Linked DNA regions of Homo sapiens: region 1 is linked to region 2. A link is an interaction called in ENCODE POLR2A ChIA-PET data of the cell type or tissue named here. Cell type or tissue: B cell. All regions are shown on one strand. Each heading gives the region's core, and the rest is flanking DNA. Links, peaks and the distances in the headings are about the cores only. Region 1 overlaps IQSEC1 (IQ motif and Sec7 domain ArfGEF 1). Region 2 overlaps IQSEC1 (IQ motif and Sec7 domain ArfGEF 1).

Region 1 (11,451 bases), core at 5,584-8,083, 76 kb before region 2:
GCTGGCCGACCGCCTGAGACAGCTCACCTCGGAGGTTCTTGATGAAGTCCTCTAGCTTCATTTTCCGCTCGGGCTTGACATTGGGGCTGTACATGTCGGTGTTCAGCAGGATGATGGCGAAGGCCAGGATGAAAATGGTGTCTGGGTTCCGGAATTGCCGCACCACCCCAGGGTTGCAGATGCAGTAGCGCTGGCTGCGGGCCGGGAGGGAGGGGGTCAGGGCCATGGCGCAGCAAGTGACACGGCCCCTCTCTCACCCGCTGAGGCTGTCATGTGCCGCTAAGCCTCAGCTCCTGCTTCTGGTGAGCGAGGATCACACCTGCCTGTCGGAGTTGGCCCTGACTACTCACTTGCCCTCCTCACTCTACTGTAGTCCCTCCTACCTGGATTTTAGCCGGGCACATGGCCGTCCTGGGGAGGACTACATTTCCCAGCTCCCGGGAGCTCAGAGTAGCCACACCACCACATTCAGCCCATGGGATGTGAACACATGTGATGTGAGTGCCTGTAAGGCTGGGCCCCTCTCCCCGCTGCCTGCAATGGGGACATCACAGTGGGTGTCAGGCCTGCCCTCCGGGACCTTGAGGTGAAAGCAGCCAGGGGCACCTCCACACCAGCTCAGAGGGAGAAGCACTCTGCCTTGTCTCAGCCATGGCTACTGAGGGGCCTCAGGTTCAACAGCTGTGGACCGACTGCTGCAAGAACACCCCCCTGCCTTGGAGTCAGCCCGCTTGCCACTCCCGCTGCCACCCCAGGGGCCCCTCCACTGGTGACCTCGTGGAGGGGCAGGTGACAAGAGGCAGGGACAGAGTAGAGGAGCCAGGCAAAGTACCGGGACTGAGGCTCAGGAGCCCAGCTTAGTGCCCTCCCCTCCAGGAAGCCGTCCTGGAAGGAGGTGGGTGCACCTTGCCTCCCGCCAGGGCCCTGGGGTTGTCCTCCCTCTGTGTCCTCGATCCTCCTGGCCCCATCACCAGTGTGGAGCCCAGAGGGCTGGGTCAGCAGCTGACCTGTGCCGCCCACACCCAGCACCAAACATGCAGGCTTCTACACTGCCAGTCTGCACGTGATCCCAGAATGGATGACTGCGTAGTGACCGCGAGCTCACTGTTGTGTCAGGAACTGGGCTAAGTGTGCCCACATGTCCTGTGTCATTTCATCCTTGCACCTCTTTCTAGGGTATGTGCTACTGTTATTCAATTTCACAGGTGAAGAAATGAGGCACAGAGAAGTTAAGTAACCAGCACAGGGCCACAGAGCCGGTAAGTGGTAGAGTCGGTGACTGAACCAGGCATCTGGCTGTCTGGCTTGTGCTCCGAGTCACTGTGAATGAGCAAATGAATGACTAGATAGATGGACTTGTGGATGAATGCAGAGCTTGGGGGGAATTAGAGGAAGAGCATTCAGAATCCTGATGTGAACAGCCAGAATCCTAGCAGTCGCAATCATAACCTCTTTCAACTTCAGTTTCCTCATCTTCACAATTAAAATAATCGGTACAGTCTTCTCCACCCCCACCACCTCACAATGGCTGAAAGGAGCCCGTCACAGTGCCTGGAACGTAGGAGGAGCCAGTACGATCACCCCCAAAGCAACATTCAGGGACACCTGGCCCTGTCTAGGGATGGTGGGGATGCAGTCTTTGGTCCATCCTCGGGCCCTGAAGCTGGGGGACACCATTCTTCCCTGATGCAGCAGCCCCAGCCAGCCCGGGCCCCACCTGAACGCCTCTATGAGCCGCTCCACTTTCTGAGCCTCCCCTTGGACACGGATGTGCGCCTGGAATTTCCTGAGGGCCTCATCCAGCTCCATGGTAGAGAAGTCCATCTCGTCCACGACGCAGCTGGAATAGAGACAGACAGCCCCGCATAAGCACCCCTTGCAGGTGCGACACGCCCAGCCCACCCCCAGGTGGTGGTGCCTGAAGCCCTGGGAATGGACCGCCTCCTGGCAGGGAGAGCCCCTGCCTGACTCCGACCAATCAGCCAAGAGCCCTCAGAATGCAGCAAAAAGACCTCCAGTCTTCTGGGGAGCCCACAAAGCCCCTGGAACTGTAGGGAAGCGCGTGTGCCTATATTTATGCTGGCAGTTTTCCCAGTGGGGCAGAGCATATGGTTATCTGGATCAAAGCCCTTCCCAAGAGACAAGCATTTTTAAGCACAGCCCTCACCAGGCACACAGTGGACGCCACTGTGAGTCTCCTCTCCTTCTGCACGGGGTTGGGGAGTTTGCTGCCATTTTCACAGTGAGGAAAGGGGCGCCCAGGGTGTTGACTTTCAGAATAAGCCTGTTCTCTTGTGGGGAGAGTATCGGGGTGGTGGGCTGGGTTTTGCAGATGCTTTTCCAGGGACTTGAAAGGGCCATGCACCCTCATCTGTGGGGCAGGGCCTGGAGGGGCGGCTGATGAATGGTCTCCACATTCTTCCCATGGCCCTGCCCCGGCACACCCTTCCAGTCCCTCCTATGGTGACCCCTGAACAGAGAAGATGGAGTCTGCACCAGGAGCCCTGAGGCAGGCTCCAGCTTCTGGCCAAGCTCCCTAATGATGCTGCGGTCACTCCCATGGGGCAGAGAGAGGCCTGGCCACACAGGGCCTGACCCCTCTCCCAGGGCCATCTCCACATGGGGGCGATGCAGCTGCTCCCACCCTCCTCTGAGCGCTCAAGGCCTCCTGGGGCAACAGCCTTGGAGGTGACTTCGGAGCAGTGGGGAGAGGGCAAGCAGGGAGCAGGCAGAGGATTTGCTGAGCAGCAGGAGCAGCGGCCCTGCAGATGCCTGGTGTGGTGGCCCGGGGGAGCCAGCCACTTCCTGAGGCCACTGCTATTTTCTGACCTGAGGAAAACAATGTGCGGATTTCCTAAGGACCAGGGACCGGCTTGGAGTGGGGAGTCGGGGCAGCATAGGAATGGCTGCAGGGGATGGGGGTGGGAGCTGGGCATTTACCAAGGAGCTCATGGGCTTTCCCCTGGACCTTTCCTCACGCCTGCTTCAAAGAGGGGAGGGGGCAGTAGCCACCCTAACGATACAGCAGGCTTCTCCAGGTGCTGAGCAGGGAGAAAGATGCCCAGCCTGTGCATGCTTGGCAGACCAAGGGCACAGATATTCTGCTGGTGCCTGCCATGTGCTGGCCACACTTAGCCTCCTGGGTGTGGGACGGGGACTACATGAGTGCCGTGTATGTGAGTCTGCGTGTGTGGGGATGTGTGCCCAGGCCAGCCCCTCCCACTCTGAGCCTTGGTTTCCCCACCCATGAGACAAAAAGGGCGACGGCACCCTCTGCCTCCTAGGGAGAAGCAGCAGAGATGGCAGGCGTACTGGCCAGCCCCAGGGAACGTGAGGCCTCGTGCTCCAGGGGCTGCTGCTCCCGGGCACCTTCTCCCCAGCCCTCGTTGGTCCCCTCGGCTGCACATGGGCAGGGCTGGGCGGCTAGAAGGGACTGCCCCTGGATGGCCAGCACTTCACCCTGCTCTGAGTGCTCTTCCTGGCCCACCCTTCTGGCTCAGGGAGTTGGGAACCCATTTTTCTGCAGGCTTTCAAGTAGCCGGGAGTGCTATGCTCACCAGCTCTCTGAACTGAGAAGAGCTGTGGAATCAGGAGGTGGGGGCAGGACGCACAGCCCCAATATCCCAGCCGGGAGAATGAGGCAGGGGCAGAGCGTGGCACGGGCCGCCCACGGGGAGGCAGGTCACTTGATCTGACTCCCCACCACTCTCCCCAGGGGTGAGTCAGGAGCAAACAGGGCATGCAGTCCATGCAGGAGGACAACAGCCAGGCCAGGGGAAGAGGCCCTGACGTCCAGCTGCCTGCTCCTGCCAGCCCTGCCATGAGAAGCTGCAGGAACATGGGTCACTGAGGGCTGTGATGCTTGGTGCTGGGTTGGATCAACCGTGCTTAGGGATGGAGGGAAGGGAGGGGCCAAGGGTGCATGCCAGAGGGTGGGCGGACAGGCAGTGGGGTTCGCATGTGGGATGGTGCATTGGAGGGCAGGTGCCCACCTGCGTGCTGGGCAGATGTGGGGCATCTGCATGTGTGTGTCTAGGACTTAGGAAGAGAGAAAGGGGGGCCCACCACATGTCCCAGCAAGTAGGGTGGGCCTGGCCCTGTGTGTGCCCACGGGTAACACAGGGTGCGTGAGGGCGTGTGTGGAATCAGGTCCCCCACCACCCCCATGCAGAACTTACTCGAGCACGTCACGGTTGAACTGCTTCTGCCGGTTGCCCAGGAACTCGCCGATCATCTGCCGGCTGAGGCCCTTGCGCTGCAGCAGGAAGTGGGCCACCCCGACGGGCGTGTCGGGCACAAAGCCACGCTCGATGAGGTACTGGACTCCCTTCTCAGGCTTCCTGGGGTAGGACGAGAGGCACACTCAGTCCCAGCTGCCCGGCCACCAGCCAGGCACCTGGAGGGGATCTCCGCTCAGTGGACGGTCGACATTCTCCCTCCCTGCCCACCTGCACCGGCCTTCATCCCTGTAGGCATTCAGGGGTCTCTAGTTCCATCTCCAGCCTGGGTGGGAACTCAAGAACCCAGGCTGGCACTGGAAGACCCTGGGCTCCAGGCATCCTGCCCTGTCCCAAAACCCAAATATGGGGGACCTGGTACAAACACCTTCACCTAGACTCACCCAGACCTTGTACAAAGAATGGGCTGGGCTGGCTGCAGGGGTGCTTCTGTGGGAGCTGGAGCTGGACCGTCACTCCCCTGCCCTGCCTGCAGCCCCTTCTCGGCTGCCGGGCACTGGCCCCAAACTCCCGCACACACATTCAGAACTGGGTTCCCTGTCCGGCCCAACTCCCTGCTCCCCTCAGTGTGAAAGCCGCCATGCCAGGCTGCACTTCTGAGCAGACTGGAACCCTCCCCGCCTGCCAACGGGTAATAACAGCAACCACAGCACCGGCGGGGAGAAATCGCTCTGTGCCGCCGCTGTTGAGGCGCCCTGTGCACACTAATTCACTCAATTCCCACTCCAGGAGGTCAGCACTCTGGTTACCTGCGGTGCTCAGGAGCCCAGACTCGGGAGCCCAACAGCCATATAACCTTCCAGGGGTCCTGGCTTCCCCTGCTGTAAACACTGAGGAAGTAGTCAGATGCCTGCAACGACGCACTCAGTAAGCACCGTAAGAGGTTTCTATGCCGAGTCCTAATTCATGGGAGGGTGATGAAGGTGCAGGAAGGCAGCATTTCTAGCTGGAGGTCACAGCACCAGTGGCAGGGCTGGCCATGCAGGGCTGAGTGTGTCCACTGGAGACCAGACCCCCAGAGCATGGGTCATTCCACTGGCTCCAGCTTCTTGGTGCCCAAGGTGTGTGCAGAACCAGGCCTGGGCAGGGATGTGCATAGGGCACGGCATGTGTGTCGTGGGCTGATGGGGCCTAGCGCCAGGCCAGAGCACACCAGGTCTGCACCTGGCCAGGTGTCTGTAGGGCCAGGCAGGCTGCAGGGACATGGCACTGACCTTGCTGCTCACACCAGCCCTGGGAGCAGGCCCTGCCCCGCTGTGGCACTCCGGCCGTGTGAGCCCTGGCAGGCCCCTTCTCCCTTGGGGCCTCAGACGTCCTGCCCATCTTGTGGTAGGTCTCTTGCTTGGCTGACCTGGCAGGGTGGTCCTGGTGGTCAAAGGGAGAGATTGGGCCAGGAGTGGTGGCCCACACCTGTAATTCCAGTACTTCAGGAAGCTGAGGCAGGTGGATCACGTGAGGTCAGGAGTTCCAGACCAGCCTGGACAACATGGTGAAACCCCATCTCTACTAAAAATCCAAAATTGGCTGGGCGTGGTATCTCACACCTATAATCCCAGCTACTCAGGAGGCTGAGGCAGGAGAATCATTTGAACTCGGGAGGCGCAGGTTACGGTGAGCCGAGATTGTACCACTACACTCCAGCCTGGGCGACAGAGCAAGACTCCATGTCAAAAAAAAAAAAAACAAAAAAGGAGACAGGCTGGTGTGAGAGGGCTTTGAAGATGGCCACATGTGACCCTGAAGGATGGGTGTCCTCTCTGGAGTTTGCCAGGCCACTCAGGGAGCTGTATGGAGCCATCAGGCCAGACTGGCTCCATGTCCCCTTGGACGGAGTCCTCAGAGTCACCGAGGGCTGTCAAGTGGTTGGGGACACCCTCCAGGGACACGTGCTTCCTCAAGAGTCCATGAGGAGCCCAGTGTGGCTTGGGCCCCCTTGCCTCATGGCACACCTAGAACCTGTGCTAGGGTGTAATCGGCCAGGTCATCCACTAATTAGGGGGCCGGGCCTGACCCCTTGCCCCAGCAGGTAGAAGTCAGCATTCTTCTGTCCCCGGGGTGGGGGGGATGGAGATGAAACCGGTGTCCACCTGCCCCATAACCTGCACAGTTCCTGGCTGACAGCAGTGCCCTGCAGACACCGCATTTCCATGTGCAAGTGAAAGGAAGCCTCCTGGCTGCAAGGTGACCCTGCTATTTTTATCCCAGGATGGCCACACCCGTAAGCTTGTCCCCAGGAGTGTGGCAGGGAGCAGACACCAGCCAGCTTGGTCCTGGCACAGAAGTGGTAATGGAGTGGCCCCGGTCCCTACCTGTCCCAGGGACCCAGGATGGAAGGACCAGGGTTTCACTATTCACAAGATCACATGCCTCGCTATGATTCGGGGGTCTCCAAACAAGAACTGCTCCAATGCCCCAGGCCTCTACAGCCAAGGCCAGAGCAGATTCTGGGTCCTCACCATCCTGCTCCATGCCAGCACCAGCCCACACCCTTCTCTCCCTCCCTCAGCTTCCAGGTGAGGGGTCGCCATGGCTCACCTACAGTTGGGTTTTCTTTGGCCCACACACTGTTAACAAAAAGAATTCTAGTTCGTTGCCAGTATTTAAAAACTGGAAGAGTGCACAAAAAATCTGGATTTCTGGCTTCTGAAAAATCAGACCTTCTGGCGTCCCTGGGCCTATGCTCCCTGGCCTCCACGGCAGTGAGTGGGGGAGCCGGGCTAGGCTCCCCGACCCCTGCTGCCTGGTCCCTTCCCCACACAGGTGCATGCTCTAACTCCACCCAGGCTGTCTGGTCCCTTCCCCACATAGGTGCATGCTCTAACTCCACCCAGGCTGTCTGGTCCCTCCAGGCCACCGCTGCAGTGACCAGGTCCAGGCCCAGCCGGGTCCCGCCTTCTGCCGCTGCTCTTTTTTTGCCCCCATCCACCCTCTGATGTGGATGTGCCACATCCAGGGACTTCCAGGACAAGGCTCCTCGGCCCTGGAGGTGCTCAGAGCACAGAGGGAAGAGGGGAAGGTGCTGTGGGAAGCGGGCACGTGGGCTCTTCAGGATTAGGTGAGCACCATGTGTCTGCTGGGCCAGGCACCTCTTGGTGAACACTGGCTGGGAGTAGGCCGTGGGCCCCTGCGGGTGCAGCTGAGAGGCCTAGTCTGTGCAGGGGGCAAGGGACAGAGACTGAGGTATCAGGCAATTTTCTGGGAAGAGGTGACAGTGAGGACAAAGGTGCTGAGGTGGGTGGGGAGACCTGAGAGGCTATTCCAGGGTTGAGCACAGGGACCCTGGGGGAAGGCGAAGGGGGTAGTGGGGCGGTGGGCAGACTGCACTGTACAGCAGGCCATGGAGAGGGGTCTGGCTTTCTCCCGAGTGGGCTGAGAAGCCCCAGTGTGAGGTCAAGAGGGTGGTGATGGGGTCCTAAGTCCACAAGAGCGATGCCATGCTGGGGAGATCGTGGGCCAGGGCCCAGCTGGCAGCTGAGTGAGGGGCTCCTGTGGGCACCTGGCCATGCTGCAGCAGAGGTGGGAGGGGGCCGGGTTGAGGACACAGTCTGAGGGCAGAGGTGTCAATATTTGCTGATGGATCTGGGTGGGGGTGGCCGAGGTGGGGGCGGTGGAGGTAGGAGCAAGAAGGACAAGGAGCAGTGAGTCCAGGATGGCGTCAGCTTTTAGCCTGAACCTAGTGCGGGCGATGGATTCCACCCGGCAGGCCTCAAGGGCCATACCGCAGAAGTGAGGATGCTCAGTGAGGGGGCCTAGGCCGGTGATGAAGAGCTCGCTGCTGACCTGAGGGGAACTAGGGAGAAGCTGCAGCTGGACAGCCAGGGCCGGCTCCAGGGTGGGGCTGGGAGTCTCCGCAAAGCTCCCTGCAGGAGTGACAGGCCCTCAACAGCCTCCCTGACAGCAGACGGCCAGGGCACTGGGCATTTACTGGTGGGAATCCCCTGCCATTGGGACCTTGCTACCCTCCCCTACTCCTAGCCCGTGTAATGAAGCCCTTCCTTCCCCAATCAGTCCTTGGTGGCCCTGCTGGGTGGTGAATTCTCCATCCACCTGTGCCCTGCCTCACAGAGTTCCACAAGGTCTGCCAAGCATCACACAGGTCGAAGGTGGGCCTTTGGTGTGGCCTTGGACCCCCACCACCTCCTCTCCTGGCAGGACTTTACTTTCCCGCCTGCCCTGGGGAGAGGGCTGCAGGACATGCTTCAGCCACTGAACTGTGAGCTGAGGGGTCTGTGTCACTTCAAGGGGGAAGCTGTGCGGTCCCCTATGGACACCCACCTCCTTCATTCATTCCACAAACATTTATTGGGCACCTACCCTGGCTAGGTGCTATGCTAGCACAGTTATGGTCCCCATCGTCAAAAAACATGCTTTCTAGTTAGAGAGGGATACAGACGGAGATAAAGTCCAAGAATACAGAAATATGCTACAGTACAAGCATCAGGGGCATGGCTGGGAGAGTCAGAAGCCCACACTTCCGTCTCAGCTCCACTTCTGGCTGGGCGACCCAGGGTGAGTGAACTTAGCCTTTCTGTGTGTCTGTATAATGGGGATGACAGCAGTTCACACAATGGTTACTGTGAAGAATCCATGAGTTCGTACTCATAACGTACCATGCCTCAGGCCTCAGAAACCATTTCAGGCTTCACAGCTGGAAGGAGAGGCCTGGGCTAGAAGAACTCACCCGGGGTGATGCCACAGAAAGCTGGGACGGCATCGACTTCAGCTGGAAGGGGCAGAAGGACGGGCAGGAAAGCCCACCCTGACGAGATGGCATTGAGCCTGGGCAGAGAGCCAGGAAGAAGGTCCCTGGTGGAGGGAACAGCCAATGCAAAAGCCTTGACAGGTAACAAAATGGGGGCACAGAAGGGTCAAAAAACTGGCTCCAGGTTGCCCAGCAAGATGATGGGTACCAGGACTTATAATCCACGCTTCTGCCCCAGAAGTCCCTAAAAATTCCCTCTACCCTCCGGATGCCCTTCCTGCTGCTGAAAATCCACTCCGTCCAACTCTGCAGTCACCCCATTCCCACAGTCCCTTTGTGTATACCCGTTACTCTTTCTTTAGCTCTTCTTGATTCCACCCTGTAAGGACCCAGCATTAACAGGTGCTGCCTGCAACATTCTCATCATCTATACCTGACCCACCTCTGTACCCCCGGCCCTGCTGCCCCCTAAAATGCCCCAGCAGGCAGTGTAGTCGGAGCCTCCTGGCTCCATCCCTGCTGTGTGCTCCCAGGTCTGGCCTTAGCTGCCTCCTCTAAAGCTGGCTGAGCCAGCTTTTCCTCACATCAGATGACGATTCAGATTCAAGTGTGACAGGTAAGCACAGACTGCACCAGTCACTTCCTGCACACGCATCTCTCATCGTCTTTCAGCGGCAAGCTGAGCTGCTGGTGGGAAGAGTGAGCTGTGTGAGGCTCTGAGGAAGAGCTGCTGCAAGGCTGTGGATTGCACGTGGGGAACACCTACCTGCTGGAGCAAAGCACTGAGTGCTTACCCTGGTATTTTCCCAGCAGGGGTGTGCAGGATCCAGGAAAGGGTTCTCTCTCTCTCTTTTAAGACCCAGGTCTCACTATGTTGTCTAGACTGGCCTCAAACTCCTAGTTTCAAGTGATCCTCCCGCCTCAGCCTCCCAAGCAGCTGGGACCACAGGCATGTGCCATTGTGCTTGGCTCCAGTCCTTTTTAACTGTTCAGGATGCCTAAGAGATGTGGAAGTGGATGGATGCCCAAGCACCTAGCTTCAGCCCCCAGGTTTCCCAGCCTACCCTCCAGCTCAGGCCCTAAGACCTAGTGGGCAGATTCTACTCTCTGCTCCAGGCCAGTCAGAGCCCTGCATCCTGCTTGCCCAAGTGGTTCAGGGAGAGGCACAAGAGCCAGAAGGAGCCGATGAGGGGAGGAGAATCTCTCTTCCTCCTACTGGGGTTGCCTTGAGGTCAGACTACAGGCCTGGGGTTCTCTGATGGCCCTCCTGCCCTGGGTCAGGGAGGATCTGGCAAGGGGCAGGGCCAACCCTAAGCCAGATGGAGCCAAGAAATACCCGGGACTTTTCAGGTCCGTGAACCAGTAAAGCCTCTTTGCTTAACCCAGTTTGATAGAGTTCCTGTCACATGCAACAGAGAAGGCCATGATTAACGCAGAGACCAACACAGGGTTTGGAGTGCCCGAGGATCTCCGTGGTCAGAGGTCTGAGCCCTGGTAACTGTTAACTGCTTGTGGGGGTGAGGATAGACTCACCAACTTCAGCATTCGGAGAGTCCCTGCACACCTGAAAATGCCCTTCCAATGCAGCAACCTAGGGTCCTGCAGAGAGGTGCCACTTCCAGCCTTTCCCACACTGCCAGGGCCAGCAAGCTCGCCACCTCCGGAGGCTGCCTGCTCCACCAGCTCTGACTTTTACACGCACTTTCTGGTAGCGTGAACCCAAGTGGCTTCCCTGGTATTGATCCCAGAGAGAAGGCAGGAGAATCACCCTCTGAAGTGTGGCAAGCACCCCCTGCAGGGCTTCCCTTGGCACTGTCTTCTTCTCCAAGACTCAGCACCAGCCACCTCAGACCCAGGCCAGGGCTCGGGATCCTGGGCTGCGGGTAGCATCAAGGGCCACAGGCCACAGTGGCCTGTGTCTAGGGGAGAGGGGTCCCAACCTCCAAAGACCCAGCTCAAAGTGCTCCTAAGAGAGCCCATCCTTTCCATCATCAGCACCACAGGCTACGGGAGCAGCACTGCACATCCTCTGGGCCCAGCACTTCTGGTGTGTGGCCTTGAGCTTGGGCCTGGGCTCTCAGCCTCGCTGCCTGCACCTACGCTTCCCAGGATGGCTGTGGCGAATCAGTGAGACAATAGGCGGAAGGTGTTCGGCATGGGGCCTGGCGCTTGGTCCAGGCTCTGCACAGGCCGGCTCTGCTCACTGCTATTTTTATCAATGACAGCAGACACGTTAAACACAAGGAGCACAGAGCTGGAGCATGCAGATCAGGGGTACTCTCTGAGCCCTGTTCCCACAGGTGGAGGGGAATGGCCCCCTGGGGGCGCTGGAAGGGTGAAACAGCCACGCTCCCTGCAGGATCCCAGTGACAGCATCCCCTGCCTCCCTTCTGCAGTAGCTCCAGCAGGTGGATGGGACCCGAGGCTGCTGGGCCCCAGGGGCTGGGCGCCGAGTGTAGGGGAGGCCAGGTCCACAGAAGGGGGCTGCCTCCAGGTACAGGGCCCTGTGCT
Region 2 (11,451 bases), core at 5,115-7,614:
AAAAGACAAATGGTAAACTGAAAAAAAATGTCTGCTGCAGCACATATGACAGAATTTAATTGAGGAAAATGCAATGAAAGTTAATTTCTCTAATACATAAACAGGTCTTTCAAATCGATAGGAAAAAGATGACTAACCCATTAGAAAAAAGAGCAAAGGATATGAACAAGCAGCTCATGGAAAGATCTTCAATCTCACTTGTAATTAAATGTATATTAAAGAAATACAAATCAAAACACAACATGGTTGCCATTTTTTAATCTACCAAGTTGGCAAAAACGAATAAGTTTGCTAATACTTTTGCTGCTAAAGGTGGGAAGAAATGAGCACTCTCAAAAATGCTGTAGGGTGAGGTGCCAGATGGTGCAACCAATCGGGAAGGGTATGGCGAAGCTACTACAGCATGCTAATATAAAAATACAAGGACAGACAACACAGCACTGTGTGTACCAGTAAACAGCGAAAGAAAAGAGCCATCTTCAGGGTCCAGCAGTAGGAGAGGGAGTAACTTCATTAAGATACCCATTACTGGGACTTTGTCCTAGGATGGACAGATCTCCAGGTCATATTTCTACTGAAAAATTCAAGGAACAGAAGACTGTATATCATGATCCTTTTGTGTACAAGTTAAAAGGCTCTATGTAGATGTGTGTGGGAATTTCCTAATTTTCCCAAAGGACACAAATATGCCGAAACAAAAAAACTCTTATTGATGGATACCTTTTGGGAGGACTGAGGGGTGCATGGAATGGATATGTGAGGCGCTTTTACTTTTCATTTTATACTTTTTTGTAATAATTGATTTTTAAAAGGTCAACAGGGGTTATCTGGGCACAAGCTGATGGGCCAATTGAAGTCTCTTCTTGACATGTCTTTATATTTAAACAATCAGGTTTGCAGTGCTTAATGATGGGGATACATTCTGAGAAATGTGTCCTTAGGTGATTTCATCATTGTGAAACCTCATAGAGTGTTCTTACACAACCTAGATGGCACAGCCTACTACACACCTAGGCTATATGGTATGGCCTAGTCCTCCTAGGCTACAAACCTGTTCAGCATATGACTGTACTGAACACTGCAGGCACTTAATCACAATTATTCCCTTGGTTTCCTCCATATACAGTTATTCCAAATCAATAAGAAAAAAACATGAACAACTCAAAATAAAAATGTCCAATTAATTTGACCAGGTAGTAGATATTTGTGTATCTAAACATAACATAGAAAAGGTACGGTAAAAATATGGTATTATCATCTTATGGGACCACCATCATATATGTGGTGTGTCATTGACCGAAATGTCATAATGCACATTACTATAAATGTTTTTAAAGTGAATAAAAATTATTGAAGTATTCTTGTTCCTTAAAGTCCACCAGTGAGGGATTTGTTAAACAGATTATAATTAAGACACATCCATATGATGGAAGCCTATGCAGCCATCAAAAAGAATGTGGCAGCTCTACGGCCAGGCACAGTGGCTCATACCTGTAATTCCAGCACTTTGGGAGGCCAAGGCAGGTGGATCACTTGAGGCTAGGAGTTCAAGATCAGCCTAGGCAACATGGCAAAACACCGTCTCTACTAAAAACACAAAAATTAGCTGGGTGTGGTGGCATGTGCCTGTAATCCTAGCTACTTAGGAGGCTGAAGTGGGAGGATCACCTGAACCAGGGGAGACTGAGGCTGCACTAAGCTGTGATCACTCCACTGCACTCCAGCCTGGGTGACAGAGTGAGACCCTGTCTCAAAAAAAACAAACAACAAAACAAGACAAAAACAACAACAAAAAAGTGGCATCTCTACATGGACTGATATGATAAGGAACAATCCCCAAGATATTTTGGTAGGTGCAATAAAGGATGTAGGGTATGTTACTTTTTATGTAAGAAAGAGGGAGTAAGCCAGGTGTGGCAACTCTTACCTGTAATCCCAGCTGCTCAGGACGATGAAGTGGGAGGATCACTTGAGGCCAAGAGTTCAAGAGCAGCCTGGGTTAATGTAGCAAGGGTCCCTCTTAAAAAAATTTTTTTTAAATAAAAATAAAAATCTGGAATTAAAAAAAAAGAGGGGGTATAGAATATCTGCTGGTACCTGCATATGTTGTCTCTGACAAAGATGCTCAAGAAACTGGTACATGGTTTTGCCATGTTGCCATGCCCTGGGGAAGGTTCTGGGTGATGACCGAGGGTGAACTGTGGAGACAGTGGGGATGGAGAGCTGCCTGCTACACTTCCTGCTTTGTGGGCAGCTATAAAGTGGGGGGTCGGGGGGCAGGATCAAGGCCAAGGCTGATCTCTGGGTAGGTTGAGTGGTTTTGTTTCCCAACATGAAGCTTTGCCCCCCTAGACGTCTTCGTGCCCTGGGGGATGGAGTGGAAAGGAGACTGGCTTTTCACTGAAATGTTTCATTTAAGTATTTTTTGCATGTATTACTACATGCATGTATTACTGTTTGTAAAATATTATGTTTAAAACTAATTTCTGAGTGGGGAGCTGAGAAGCCTGATTTCTAAGAGCCTGCTGTGGCACTCAGGATGACTCCCCGTGTGACTTCAGGAAGGCAGGTGTCCCTTCTGAGCCTCAAGGTCCCCTCTATCAAGAAGCATAAGACGAGTACTAAGACTCCTTACAACTCTGATGCCATACCAGCTCCAGAACCTTCTCCCTGGAAGAGCCACTTAGATATGGAATGGCTGCTGGGGAGGTAGGGACTCCCTGTCCTTGGGCTCATGGGAGCAGGGCTGAGGGTAAACTGCCTTGCATGACTTCTAAAATCCCTCCCAGCTCGGCAGTGTGCTGTTCCTTCTTCATTCTCCCATTCCCAGTGCCCTGCCTGGAAACTCTTAGTTCATATTTCCTCTCTAGGTTACCCCTGGCAATGGTCTCGTCTGTCTGGGTTGGAGGTCAGTCCTGTGGTGTGGGGACAGATGACACAGCACTGGGCGCCCACGTGGGGCGGGGACATCTAGGGGAACAAAGCGTCATGTTGGGAAACAAAACCGCTCACCCCACCCAGAGATTAGCCTTGGCCTCCGTCCCGCCCCCTGCACTTTATAGCTGTCCACAAAGCAGGAAGTATAGCAGGCAACTCTCAGTTCCCATTGTCTCTGCAGTTCACCATCGGTCATTACCCAGAACCTTCTGTGACTCCCTACTGCCCACCAAACCAGGTAGACACTCTTCAGGGGACATTCAAGCTCCTGTACTTTCTGGCCTCAATTTGTCCCTTCTAGCTCTTCACTCTGTCCATTATTGTCCCTTATCAAAGTAATTTTCAACAATACACATTCGATCACATCCCTTCCCTGCTCTAAACGCTTCTGTAGCTCCTATGTCCTGTGTAATAAAGTCCAAGCTCCTTAGGAACTAGCATTTGCCTCCCTGCTTAGCTCTATCTTCAACTATGTCTCTCAAAATTAGGCTAAACCTAATGCTTTTCAAGCACACTGTACTATTTCATATCATTGTGTATTAGCACATACTATTCCCTTGGTTTCCTCCATATATAAAGAGTTATTCCAAATCAATCAAAAACAAAAAAAATGAACAACTCAAAATAAAAATGTCCAATCAATTTGACCAGGTAGTTCAGTGAAAAAGAAATACAAATGGCCTGTAAACATTCAAAAAGATGTACGACCTTACACAGAAACACAAATCAAATGATAATCTCATTTTCATCCATCAAATGGGCAAAAATTCATAGAAAGCTCATGTCTCTTTGTATATTAGCTGAAGTCCAAACCCATCCTTTAAATCCAGCTCTAAAAATGTCACCTCCTCTAGACGTCATCTTCTTGGCTCCCACAGTGTCCTGTACATCTTGAGACAGTGGGGCCAGGTACAGAGCAGAAATTCTATAGATGTTAGCTATTATTAATAAAAATAACAGCTACCATGCTGTTCTGTGGTCATCAGCTAATGGTTCTGTCCACCTGCCCAGAAGGTCCCTGAAAGCAGGAATAGAGTCTGCTTCATCACTGCTTTACTAGGACGAGCACAGGGCCTGCTACAGAGCCATGCCCTGTAAGCAGACAGGTGAGGTATATGCAGCAGAGGGAAGGCTGAAGCCAGGAGCCAGCCCTCAAGGGCTGCCCTGCTGGGGAGAGTAGGCACTGTGGAGGGGAGGGCTGAAGGAGGGCCAGTTGGTGGGCACAGCCCCAGGCTTGCAATAAACACAACTTCCATGAACTGGTACCCACTTTGTGTCAGAGAGCACTGTGCCAGATACTTTATCCAAACTATCTCTATTCCTGCAGATTCTTTGAGATGGGTGGTGTGCCCTCCATTTTACAGGTGAGAAAACAGAGGCTCAGGAATGGGGAGTGACTTACCCAAGTGAGTCTTTTTTTTTTTTTTTTTTTTGAGACAGAGGCGTGTGCTGTCACTCAGGCTGGAGTACAGTGGCTCGACTTTGGCTCCCTGCAACCTCTACCTCCTGGGTTCAAGCAATTCTCCTGCCTCAGGCCTCCCAAGTAGCTGGGATTACAGGTGCTTGCCACAATGCCCAGCTTTTTTTTTAAATTTTTTTATTTTTAGTAGAGATGGGGTTTCACCATGTTGGCCAGGCTGGTCTCGAACTCCTGGCCTCAAGTGATCCGCCCACCTCAGTCTCCCAAAGTGTTGGGATTACAGGCATGAGCCACCATGCCCGATCCTAAGTGAGTTCTTATCATTACCCCACACTGCCTGTGCTGGCTTGTGGGCACTTGATAGATGCATGAGGTTGGACATTTCATGTTCCCTATCTGGAACTCTGCTCTCCCGTCTGAGAAATGGCTCTATATTAGGGGTTTCTCAAACTTAAGAACTGATGGGCCTCTAAGAATACAGTTCCCAAGCTCCATCAGGCCCCACCTTTTAGAAACACTGCATCCAGTGGTAAACGCTGCTACACTGGAAGGTCCTGTGATGACCACATGTTCATAAAGAAAAGGCAGCCACGAACATCAGGGAGCAGAGCTCAGTTGGTAGAGGGTCGTCCAGATGACCTGCAGCATGCTTTTGTTAAAATGGGGGAGGAGTTTTCGTCTTCACGAAAATGATGTTTAAAAATGTATTGTCTTGGCCTTAGCTGGAGTGGTCAAAAATAATAATAAATATTGTCAAATGATTTTTTACAAGGTGCCAAGACAATTCATTGGAAACAATCATTTCTTTAACAAGTAGTGCTGGCCGAGCGCGATGGCTCACGCCTGTAATCCCAGCACTTTGGGAGGCTGAGGCGGGCGGATCACCTGAGGTCAGGAGTTCCAGACCAGTCTGGCCAACAAGGTGAAAACCCATCTCTACTAAAAATACAAAAATCAGCCAGGCGTGGTGGTGTGCACCTGTAATCTCAGCTACTCCAGAGGCTGAGGCAGGAGAATCACTTGAACCCGGAGGCAGGGTGGGGGGTGGCAGAGGTTGCAGTGAGCTGAGATCTAGGCACTGTGCTCTAGCCTGGGTGACAGAACAAGACTCCATCTGGAAACAAACAAACAAACAACAACAACAAAAAACAAGTAGTGCTGAGACAACTGGCTATTTATACACAAAAGGATACATTTGGGCCCATGCTTCCCACCATACACAAAAATTAACTCAAATTAATCAAAGACCTAAATGAAAGAGTTAAAACTATAAAAATCTTAGACAAAAACATAAGAAGAAATCTTTGTGACCTTGGGTTATACAATGATTTCTTAGATACAACACCAAAAGCATAAGCAAGAGAATTACAAATTCATAAATTGGACTTCATGAAAATTAAAAACTTTTGCACTTCAAAAGACACCATCAAGAAAGTAAAAAGATAAGGCCCTGCATAGGCTCATGCCTGTAATCTCAGCACTTTGGGAGGCAGAGGCAGAAGGATTGCCTGAGCCCAGGAGTTCGAGACTGTAGGGAGCCATGATCATGCCATTGTATTCCAGCCTGGGTGAGTGAGTGAGACCTGATCTCCAAAAAAAAAAAAAAAAAGGAACTGAGAAACTGAGAAAATTATATAACTGATACTGGAACCTGTATGTAGAGTATGCAAATAACTCATGACTCAATAACAAGGAGACAATACAATTTTTAAATGGGCAAAAGGTTTGAATACACATTTCATCAAAGGAGACATATGAATGGCCAATAAGCACATGAAAAGATGTTCCACATCAAAGAAATGCAAATCAAAACCACAATGAGATATGACTTCCCACCCACTAGGACAGCTAGAAGCAAAAAGCCAGACAATAACAAATGTGGGACAGGATGTGGAGAAATGGAAACCCTCACACACCACTGGTGGGAACAAAAAGATGCAGCCACTTTGGAAAACAGTTTGGCCATTTCTAAAAAGTTAAACAGAGAGTTACTATGTGACCCAGCAATTCCACTTCTAGGTATCTACTAAAGAGAAATGAAAACATATGTCCACATCAAATCTTGTATGCAAATATCCATAGTAGTAGTATTTACAATAGCCAAAAAGTGGAAATGACCCACATGTCCATCAACCGGGGAATGGATAAACTAACTACAGTGTATCCATACAATGGAATGTTATTATTCAGCAGTAAAAAGGAATGAAAGACCAGGCGCAGTGGCTCATGCCCAACATTTTGGGAGGCTGAGGCGGGAGTGTCACATGAGGCCAGGAGTTCAAGAACAGCCTGGGCAACAAAGTGAGACCCCTGTCTCTACCAAAAAAAAAAAAAAAAAAAAAAAGGAATGAAGTACTGATACATTCTATTCTATAACATGGATGAACCTTGAAAAACTTCACGCTAAGTGAATAAAGCTAGACACAAAAGGACACGTGTTGTATGATTCCAAAAGGATATGAAATGCTCAGAAAGACATATCTACAGAGACAAAAAGTGGTTGTTGAGGACTTGGGATGGCACAAGGGACTGAGGGAAAATGGGTATGTGGTTTATTTTCAGGGCCATGGAAACGATTAAAAATAAAATTGTGATGGTTACAGGATTCTGTAAATATAGTAATAATAACCGAATTGTACACTTAAAATGAGTGAATTTCATAGAGTAAAGTATCCCTCAATAAAGCTTTAAGAAAACACGTGATGACTAAATGAAACATAAGATCCTAGGTTGGGAGGAAAGCTTGGTAAAAAGGACATTACTGGGACAACAGGCGAAATGTGACTTTTAAGTTAGTTGTATTTTAGATCCTAGTATCATGTCCATGTTAAACTTCCTGAATTTGACTAATGGACCATGGTTATGTAAGAGAATGTCCTTGTTCTTAGTAATTATGTACTGGAGCAGTATTTAGGGGTGAAAGTTACATATGGCATGTTTGCAGTGACATCTCAAATGCTTCTAAGGGAAAAATCGGTTTTTAAGAGAAAGCAAAATTTGGTGGAATGTTATTAGTGATGAGTCTGGGTGAATGGTACACGGGAGAATTTTGTTTTGTATTATTGTTGTAACTCTTCTTTAAGATTGAAATCACTTCAAAATAACTTACAACTCTTAAAGAATCCACACATTTAAAAAATTATTGTTGGGACCTTGAATAAATCTATAGACCCTGAATGGAGAAAAAGCCCTGAGCTAGTTGTGAACAGAGTTCCTAGAGAGGGTGCCCCTGCTCATCATGTCTGTTGCACCCCAAAGAGAAGACAAAGACACAGCCAGAGGGTAGGGTGAGAGCATGTGTCTGTATATGCCATAGCTTGCATTCATTCAGTCATTTACCCAACAAATATTTCCTGGGTGCCATCATGTGCAAGGGTAATCAGCTGTGAAGCAGAGATGATCAAATCCCTGCCCTCAGGTGTTGAGATGCAGCTGGGGGCCGGGGGAGCGCTCTGCAGGAGGGGGAAGCCGATGTGGAAACCCCTCAGCTACACCCAGGCCCCAGCCTCCCACCAGATCTGGAGCCTTGGAGGGCAGGGATTTGTGTCTGAATCACCTCTGTGCACTCTCCCCGCCTCCCTCCTCCCTCTCCTTGGATTATAAGGAAGTCAAACTGTCTCCACACAGCAAAGAGCTTTTGACCGCTGGGGCCCACAGGCTTCGAAAGGCCCAGAGCAGGGACAGGGCATCTATGCAGGGCCACTTTCCACCAGCAAAGCTCAGAACGGAATCAGCAAGAGTAGGTGGGAGGGAGGGTGGCTGGGGGCTGTCCAGGTGAGGGGCTGCAGGGATGGAGGGAAGCATTATCAAGGGGGGAGGCTAATTCACCTCCCACCAAAAACCCAGCATCGGGCCAGCCACAGTGCTGGCCACGCAAATATCCACGAGGTAGCCTCCACCTCCACCAGTAAGCCCTTGACTCCTGGGAGCTGCTCAGGGACTCCAGCTCCTGGAGGTTACACGGATTCCCAAGCTGGGAACCCCTGAATTATTTTAGGGGATCTCTCATCCCGTATGTGCAGCCAACACTGCTGGTAGACCAAACAAATACTATGTTTCACACGTGAACATCTTTCAAACCAAAATAGAAGCTGCTTTGATAAATAAAATTCACAGACTCCAAAGTTATCTAAAAATTGGTTCTTAACAGCTTCCTGTCATCCTGTAGTTTTTCAATCTTGGATATTAACCCTTGTGTGTGGGGTTAATATGGCATGGGGGCAGGGGGTGTCTCATAATTTCTGATGATAAACAGGTCTCTTCCCTTTACTTGAAAAGCCCGGGAGTGCAAATGGAGTTCCCATACTTCACGGTGTGGGGGAAGGATCAGAGGATGAGGCCTGTACTGCTGGACCTCGGGTGGAGACCGCAGCCCAGGGCTCCCTGCTCTGCAGGGCTCTGGAAGATGAGGGGATCTGGGGGCCCAGAGCCAGGCACCCCAGTGTTACTGGCCTGCCTGCCCCCAGCAGACCAGCAGTCCTCCAAGGCAGCAGCTGGGCCAAGGCTGAGTCTCTCAGGAGTCCTGGGCAGTCAGCACGTAGCTGGGTGACCACGGAGGCAGGCAGGCAGGAGGCGCCTGGACAAGGGGGCTGACATTCACAGCAGGCTGGGCTGGCTGAGGGCTTTGAGCCCAGCTCTCCACCTGCTAGCTGTGTGGCCACTGAGCACTCAGGATGTGGCTGGGGTGATGGAGACTGAGTTTTTCATTTTGTGAATTTTAATCAGTGAACATTTAAATAGCCACCTATAGCTGGTGGCTACTGCTCTGGGCAGCCTGGCTCTGGAGGCTTCGTAGGGACGGGGAATGGAAATGGCCCTGAAGGTGAGCCAGCCAGCTTAGCTCCCCCTCCCTTCTCAGCAAGGATTTGAGGGTCCCCCTTGCAGAGCAAAGGCTGCAGTGTCTGGACAAGCCTCAGCTCCCTCCCTGGTCCGGTCCAGGCATCTGCACACATCACAGCACACAGAGTGCCACTGCCCAGAGCAGTGCACACAAAACCAGGTACTCTGTCTGATATGAGCAACTTAAGGGCTCTTCAAGGGGAATTTTATGATAGTAACTTTTTGACTTTGTATATAATGACTTTAGAGCTTACTCCCCTCACCCCAACCTGTGTGAAATAACAGCCCAGCAAAATCCTAATGATACATATCTTGTGATTGCCAAATATGACCACAAATTCCTCCCATCCTGGTACCCAGGCCTCTCCTGGGTAGCCCCCTCCTCCCACCTGAGCTGGGGGCTACTTCCCCTCCCCTTGGGCATACGACTTTCCTTTCAGGAGAAGGTGGCAGAGGTGATGGCTGTGCCTCAAGAGGCCTCACGGCTTCTGGTTCATTCTAGAAGTGCAGCCTCAGATGCCATGTGGAAGGTGTGATTGGGGCACGTGGAGGGAACTGAAGGGACCCCGGTGTGAGAGGCTTGTCTGCCATTGTGGGGGCCATGTGGAGGGAACTAAGGGGACCCCCATGTGAGGAGGCTGGTCTACCATTGTGGTGGGGGCACATGGAGGGGCCTGAGCTGCCTGGCCGCCAGCCAGCATCCACTGGCAGACATGGGAGTGGGGCCTTCTTGGAACTTCCAGCCCAGCTGAGCATAGCCAAGGGCAACCAGCACAACTGCCCAGATCTTCCAAACACACAATCACGTGTTTTAAGACACTATGTTCTGTGTAGTTTGTTACACAGCAAAATCTAACTGAAACACACGCGCACACAGCCCCCACTCTAGAGACTGCCAGCTGGTGTTGCAGTTCAGGGCCCACCCACGGCCCCAGGAGGCAGCAGCACACCCGGAAGCACTGCCTGGGCCCAGGGGCAGGGGCATGAGAAGTGTCCATGGGCCGCTGGGGAACTCTACCTTTTAAACAGAGCAGAAACCCACGTGGAGCCCAGAGACAGGCCGTCTTTGGCAGATGCCTGGGGTCTGTGCTCTGGGCCGGGCTCTGACTGGCGGAGCCCCTGCAGCCTGGCCTCTCCTGACATGTTTGCAGTCAAAATCACAAAGCTCTGCTACCGGCGGGTATCTCTCTCCCCATTTTATAGATGAGGAAACAGATTCAGGAGCAGGAGACACTTGTCCAAAGTCGGTTTTGCTAGGCTTTGTCCTCCTCCAGGTCTTTTTGGCCCCCATCCCTGCAGTGGTAGGGGTGCCCCTAATTCACAAGGGTGGAGTGCAGGAGAGGAAGCTGGCAGGGGCTGCATGAGACTGTGGGGAGGGAATCACGTGTCTTCATGCAGACAGAGCCCAAGGCACTTAGGGTCGGGGGACAGAACCCCTAGGAAGAGGGTCAGGGGAGCTGCAGCAAGGACTCTGTCTCCAGCTGGTATGCGGGATCCAGACAGAGCAGGTGGGGCTGGCTCTGTAACTGGCCTGTCGGCCGTTCTAAACATCCAGAGAACTGAGTAGTGGGGACGCCAGCTGTGGGCCCAGCTGCCCCTGGGAGGAGGGCAGAGGCCAGCCTGGCTCTCTACCTGCCCCACCCACTGCACCGGTCCACCCTCCGTGTCTCTAAGGAAAGCTAGGTTCTAGGTCTCAATTCTGATGCTGCCACTTTCTGGCTGGCAAGGAACTTGCGCGAGTCACTTGGCTTGCCTCAGTTTCCCCCCCTGCAAGATAGGGCAGATATTCCTGTTGGACAGGATTTATTGTGAGAATGGAATGAGATCATAGTTGGGACCATACTCCTACACACATTAGAGCTTATCACCCATTTCGCACTTGAAAAACATCCCGTTTTCTTTGCTGCTGCTTGAAAGCCTCCGCAGGCCACCCACTCCTCACTTCTGGGTCTGCCTATCTCTGCGGTTTCTGTGCTTGCAGATGAAATGTAATTCTTGGCTGTTGGAAGTTTGGGGCTGAGCCCAGCCATCCCTCCCTGTCTCTGGGGCCCCACCCGTACCCCGCCCCAGAGTCCAGAGCCCCCAGCACGTCCAGCTTACCAATGGAGCCCACCCTTCCCCGGAGCAAGGTCACAGAATCCCCTGTCCTGTGGGAGGAGAGCTTGGTGATTTCTCAAAGTCCTTGCAGCTCTGACCTTCTAAGCCTGCACTCCTCTAGGAAGCCAGGTGAGAGAGCAGAGGAACTACCCTTCCAT

What was found. Peaks named below come from ENCODE experiments on the same cell type or tissue, not always from the same donor. Only the 100,000 strongest peaks of a DNase experiment are listed, where the experiment ranks them.
Region 1: POLR2A ChIA-PET joins it to region 2 with 8 read pairs; 3 of 35 experiments call an interaction of 5 or more read pairs at or near these places.

Annotation. Positions count from the first base shown.
Region 1 is chr3:12,920,403-12,931,853 of GRCh38, forward strand. IQSEC1 (IQ motif and Sec7 domain ArfGEF 1) reads right to left here. Exons shown (of 14, transcript NM_001134382.3): 4 at 4,179-4,340; 5 at 1,718-1,840; 6 at 28-194. The region is part of intron 4 of LOC105376956 (a long non-coding RNA gene); the gene reads left to right. Among named protein-coding and RNA genes, the nearest start is that of LINC02022, 41 kb to the left of the region's middle. RefSeq lists an enhancer at 7,173-7,672. In B cell, for the core only: no CTCF peak of the experiment used is centred there; no DNase peak of the experiment used is centred there.
Region 2 is chr3:12,996,599-13,008,049 of GRCh38, forward strand. All of the region lies in intron 1 of IQSEC1 (IQ motif and Sec7 domain ArfGEF 1), which reads right to left. Among named protein-coding and RNA genes, the nearest start is that of IQSEC1, 71 kb to the right of the region's middle. RefSeq lists a silencer at 4,631-4,925. In B cell, for the core only: no CTCF peak of the experiment used is centred there; a DNase peak (open chromatin) is centred at 6,103; H3K4me3 peaks cover 1,370 bases; H3K27ac peaks cover 2,500 bases.